2 separate regions of the Homo sapiens genome follow, and region 2 is linked to region 1. A link is a contact called in ENCODE Hi-C or POLR2A ChIA-PET data. All regions are on one chromosome and are shown on one strand. The core of a region is the stretch at or near the end of the contact, and the rest is flanking DNA. Distances in the headings are between cores, read along the strand shown.

The links. A loop is a pair of places that touch in the nucleus more often than their neighbours do. ChIA-PET counts read pairs that join two places held with the same protein, here RNA polymerase II (POLR2A). Pooled maps may share reads with other maps.
Region 2: a pooled map shows a loop between it and region 1 (2.9-fold over the local background). The contact joins the enhancer-like site here to the promoter of BAHD1 in region 1. A Hi-C loop is called at or near these places in 3 of 50 pooled maps. POLR2A ChIA-PET finds 5 or more read pairs at or near these places in 7 of 52 experiments (H1, MCF 10A, Panc1 and 4 more).

What each region holds. Positions count from the first base shown.
Region 1 is chr15:40,439,611-40,442,310 of GRCh38, forward strand. It overlaps BAHD1 (bromo adjacent homology domain containing 1), which reads left to right and starts at 1,343. Exons shown (of 7, transcript NM_014952.5): 1 at 1,343-1,658. RefSeq lists enhancers at 49-586, 1,392-1,893, 1,894-2,393 and silencers at 1,049-1,718, 1,145-1,330, 1,779-1,838, 2,559-2,678, 2,699-2,700.
Region 2 is chr15:40,542,602-40,545,301 of GRCh38, forward strand. It overlaps a transcript of CCDC32 not described here. Among named protein-coding and RNA genes, the nearest start is that of CCDC32, 21 kb to the right of the region's middle. RefSeq lists a silencer at 1,086-1,185 and an enhancer at 1,336-1,435. Within about 2 kb of position 1,435, at least 3 of the 41 ENCODE cell types and tissues checked have a DNase peak (open chromatin) inside an H3K27ac peak, as active enhancers do.

The DNA of each region.
Region 1 (2,700 bases), core at 93-2,592:
CGCTCTGGTGACTTGACACTACCCTTTCTGCCGCTGCTCCTTTTACCTCCTAAAGCTCCCCTCCCCCGCCTGAATTGGGAATGAGGCTTTGTTCAGGGGTGAACTCAGCATTTCTCGAGAACCTACTGTGTGCATATCCCGGGCTTAGTGAAGTCCTAGGCGGGCTCTGGCACCACCAGGTGCCCAAGACACAGCTCCTTCCCGCACCTAACAGGGACTTCCCATCTCTCTCTGTGCCCTTAGCCTGCTGTGCCCACCCACCCCACTGACCCCGCGAGCGTGCTCGGGCTTGGGAGGGCACGTCTGTGGGGGTGAGAGACGGAGCCACAGCATTTGGTGACTAGGGGGAAGCCAGGTAAGTGTCTACACTTGGTTCTCCCGTAGCTTGGGGACGCGAGGGAGGGAGTCCAGCCGCTCCTGTCAGGCTGCCCGCCCCTTTCTCCCTCCCCCGGAGAGCTCTGATGTTCCCCGCGGTGGTGGAAGAGGGTGTGTGGGTGTCAAGGACTCACAGACCAGGCTCTGCTGTCAGCTGGAAATGGATGAGGGCTCCACACTCTGCTTCTGAAGAGGGTGAATTAGGAGCTGGGGTTGGGGGCGGTAGGTGAAGGGCAGAAAGAGGAAAAAGAGATGCGGGTGAGGGGTTACCGAGCCAGGACCGACCTTGCTGGAAAGGAAAGGAGACGTGGCAGGCAGGGAAGTCGGAAAGATGAGGCAAGGGCGGGAGGGGCTTCTCAGCAGTCGGGGCCCTTTTGCAGGAGTCTGGGGCCCTTTCTGCAGGAAAGGGGGGTTGTTCTCGCTTGATTTTCGGCTGGTCTTCCTGAAGCTTTGCCCTGGGGGCAGCAGCCTCCGGCGAGGATGGGGTGTTCCTCGGCCCGCAGTTTTCTCCAGCGCGTGCTGGGGAGGATTTGGGGGAAAGGGGATGCGGAGGGGTGATGGCCAGGGCGGGGGGAGATAAGATTTTTCCGGGGGGGCTAGCAGCTGGGAGATTGGGGTCGAGTCACCGTGGGATACGGGCTCAGGTTCTGAAGACGAAGAGAAAAATCCAAGAAGCCGGCAAAGAAAATCACCCCTTGCCACCACCCTTGGCACGGCACCCCTCCCCCAAGGCCCCACCACTCCCCGCACCGCCTCCCCCGGCCGCCTCGTGCTGCCCCCTGCGTTGGGACGACCGACCCACGGTTCTGATTGGTCAGAGACCGGGAGGGGGAGCCGAGGGCCGGATTGGCTGGCGGAGCCAGCGCAGGGCGGGGCGGCTGATTGGCGGAGCTGGCCGAGGGGCGCGCTGCTGATTGGCTGGGGACGAGGAAGCAGGAAGGAGGGCGGCGGAGGCTCCGCTCTCGGGGAGTTTGTGGGGGAACCGCGAGCGGCGTAGCGGATCCCGGAGCCCGGCCCCCGCCGCCCGCCCGTCCGGCTGCCTGCCCCGCCCGTCCGGCCCCCGCCGTCCGCCCGCCCCGGCCAGGCGCGCCCGCCCCCCCCGACGGCCCCGCCCGGCCGCGGTCCCCGCTCCGCCCGCCCGGCCCCGGCCCCCAGGAGGAGGCGCTGACGCAGCAGCGTGGAGCCCGGGAATTGAGCGCCCCCGGGGGGTTCCAGCCGCCGGATTCCAGCCCGGCCGGGGCCTGCGGGCGCCCAGAGCCGCGCCGTCCGCGCCGCCCGTTCTGGTGAGTCAGGGGCCGGGGTCGAGGAGGGGGAAGGGGCGAGCTGGAGGGAGGGAGCGAGCGAGGTAGGCAGAAGAGCGAAGGGGGAGAGCACCGGCCGCCCGTCAGCGCGCCCCACCGAGCGCGCCGCGCCACCGCCCCCGCCAGCCCGGGAAGGGACGGACGGACGGACGACGCGAAGCAGGTGCGGCCGCCCGCCCGCTCGCGCCACCTCCCTCCCCTGGGTCCGGCACCACGGTCCCGCCATCGGGGAACGCGGCGCGCCTCGAGGTGACAGCCCCCGGGGGCCGCCCGCCTTGCAGGCCGGGGGCGGGGTGGGTGGCGGCCGCAGGGTGGCAGCTCGGCCGGGCGGCGGCGGCGCGGGCGTCCCGAGCTGCGGAGGGCGGGAGGACGCCGGTCTTTCCTCGCCGCGGCGGAGCCGGCTCGCCTCCGAGTGCGCGGGCGGCGAGGCCCCCGCCGCGCCCCCTCCCCCATCGCGGTCCCCGAGGCAAGGGGCCGCGGCCGGGGGCGGCGCCGCGGGATCGCCCGCTCAGGGTGGGGGGCGCCCTCCCGCGCTGGGAGCTGACCGGTTATTGCTGGATGGGGGGCAGGGGATGAGGGCCGCGCCGGGCCGGGGGCGGCAGGGGGGAGTAGTGTAGACCCGACTCGATCGGGCTGAGAGGAAGGGAGGCGCCGAAGACGGAAGGGGACCGGTTCGAAAAGCGAGTGTGGGCCGCGGGAGGCCCTGCGGGGACCTTGCGGGGCGGCGGCCGAGTCCGAGGTGTGGCGGGGGGAATCGAAGTTGTCAGACCGCCTCCAAGTGACAGCGGGACCCTGTGCTCGCGGCCCGGCCTGGTCTTGCCCTGCTCGCTCCGCCGCCTCTCTTCTGGGGCTGGGGGCCGGGTCAGGTCGGGCCCGAGGGGCTCGCTTGGCGGTGAAGCGCCGGACAAAGGCGGCGCCGGAGCGGGCGCAGGTGGTGGCGTCGGGGAGGGGAGCGGGTCCGAGGCACCCACTCCGAGGGGCGGGCGACGGGGCCGGACTCTGCCCCGGGGACTGCGGGGGCCGG
Region 2 (2,700 bases), core at 185-2,684, 100 kb after region 1:
CTCATGCCTGTAATCCCAGCACTTTGGGAGGCTGAGGCGGGAGGATCACGAGGTCAGGAGATTGAGACCATCCTGGCTAATACGGTGAAACCCCGTCTCTACTAAAAAATACAAAAAATTAGCCGGGCATGGTGGCAGGCACCTGTAGTCCCAGCTACTCAGGAGGTTGAGGCAGGAGAATGGTGTGAACCCGGGAGCAGAGGTTGCCACTGCACTCCAGCCTGGGGGACAGAGCGAGACTTTGTCTCAAAAGAAAAAAAAAAAAAAGATGCCTGGCCAGGTGGGGTGGCTCATGCCTATAATCCCAACACTTTGGAAGGCCAAGGTAGGAGGATTGTTTGAGCCCAGGAGTATGAGACCAGCCTGGGCAACATACTGAGACTTTTCTTAAAAAAAAAAAAAAATTAGCCAGGGGTATAGTCACAGCAAACTCAGGAGGCTGAGGAGGGAGGACAGCTTGAGCCCGGGAGGTTGAGGCTGCAATAAGCTGTGATAATGCCACTACACTCTAGCCTGGGTGACAGAGCCAGACTCTGTCTAAAAAAAAAAACAAAATGGAAAAGAAAGAGAAAAAAGAAAAGAAAGAATGCCTGTAGCATAAATAACCCCTCATAAAGATGCTTATCTAACCTCCCCAGTGGTCATGAAACTTGCAATAAAGTCTGAGGTGTGACCAGCTGCACATGTTTTCCCCTAAAAACTTGTTATACAAAGGATACTTTCTGGAGGGCGGGCATGGAAACCACCATCTCGTGACCAACCAAGGTATGGCTTCTGTGCATAAGTTTCTATTAAGCATTTATCTCTGAGAAACTAGATTCGTCAGCCTCTCTCTCTGTTTTGTTTTTGTTGTTGTTGTTGTTGTTTTTTTGAGACAGAGTCCCACTCTGTCGCCCAGGCTGGAATGCAGTGGCATGATCTTGGCTCACTGCAACCTCTGCCTCCCAGGTTCAAGAGATTCTTCTGCCTCAGCCTCCTAAGTAGCTGGGAGTACAGGCGCACGCCACCGTGCCCAGCTAATTTTTGTATTTTTAGTAGAAATGGAGTTTCCCCATATTGGCCAGGCTGGTCTCAAACTCCTAACCTCGTGATCCACCCACCTCAGCCTCCCAAAGTGCTGGGATTACAGGTATGAGCCACTGCACCCGGGCTTGTCAGCCTGTTTCTTTGGCCCCTCAGCTCTCTTGGCCTTTAGGGGTAGGTTTGCATAGACCTGCTCACTGCAGAACATCCTCTTGCAATGTGGTGCCCAGACGATGCTTTCAGAGAGGCATGACCACTGCAGAATATATTTTTACACTACTATGTCCCAGGTACACAGGTACATTTCCACTATTGATTCCTAGAATTATAACTTTTTTTTAGCAGCACATAACACTGCTGACTCCATTGAACTGTTAAGACACTGAACACCTGTTTGGGGTTTTCCATACCACTTTCCCCTTTCTTCAGCCAACAGCAATCCTCTTTCACTTCCCATTCTCATATGGTTCTGGTGGGACTGTTTACCACAGTATCCTGTACCCCTAACCATAGATCTTGCCCTTGTCATAGTCAGTGCTCCAATGATGAGCATGTGACCCAGGCCAAGCCAATCTGAGTCCCTCCCCTGGAATGTATTTATTTATTTGAGACAGGATCTTGCTCTGTCGCCCAGGATAGGGTGCGGTAGGGCAATCATAGCTCACTGCAGCCTCAACCTCCTGGGCTCAAGCAATCCTCCCACCTCAGCATCCCGAGTAGCTGGACTACAGGCATGCAGTACCACGCCAGGCTAATTTTTAAATTTTTTTTTTGTAGAGACGGGGTCTCTTTCTGTTGCCCAGGCTGGTCTCAAACTCCTGGGCTCAAGTGATCCTCCCACCTTGGCCTCCCAAAGTGCTGGGATTGTTAAGCCTAAACCACTGTGCGGAGCCCCCTGGCATCTATTATATGGGGTTGGAAAGTGTTATCTTTCCTCTGGACTTCCTAAACTGGAATCATGTCAGCCCAGAGCTCCCTGTGCTATACCAACACACAGAGAGAGTCAACAGTGGGAGGAAGAGAGGCTAAAGATACTGCTGGAGTCCTGAGGTCCAGCTAACTGAAGCCAGCTCTATATGTCTTAGACTAGAATTGAGTCCGGCTTGGATTTTTTTTTTTCAACAGCCTTGGAAAACTTTCCAGAGTCTGGCTTCTTGGCTTCTGTCACTAGAACAAACTAATAAATACTCTGTTCTTCTCTGTCCTCTAGTTGTGTAGTTAATTTCTGATCCCAAATGAAAGATTTCACATTTATCTGTATCATGTTTCATACTTTGTCCCATCACTCTAGTCTATAGAAAAATTTTAGAATTGTTATTCTTTTATTCAATTACCTACTCCTCTCACTTTTGATAAGGTTACCTTCTATTCACTCAACCAAATCATTGATAAAGATGTTGAGCTGAACAGAGGAAAAAGAAACCAACAACATGTCAGTTTATCAATCCAAGAGTTTACCTTTGGGATGATTGTTCTAACAACTGTGGGTCTCCTCTACCATACTCTTACCCAATGTACACTCCGCATCCTGTCTGCCTTGATCAGGCACCATGCTGAAGACCACACTGCACCTTGGCATTCTGCTAAGCCAATATTTGATGGTCTCATCCCCAAAGGATGTAAGATTAAAGAGCCAAAACTGGTCCTGGAAATATCTGTTCTTTAAAATGCTCATAA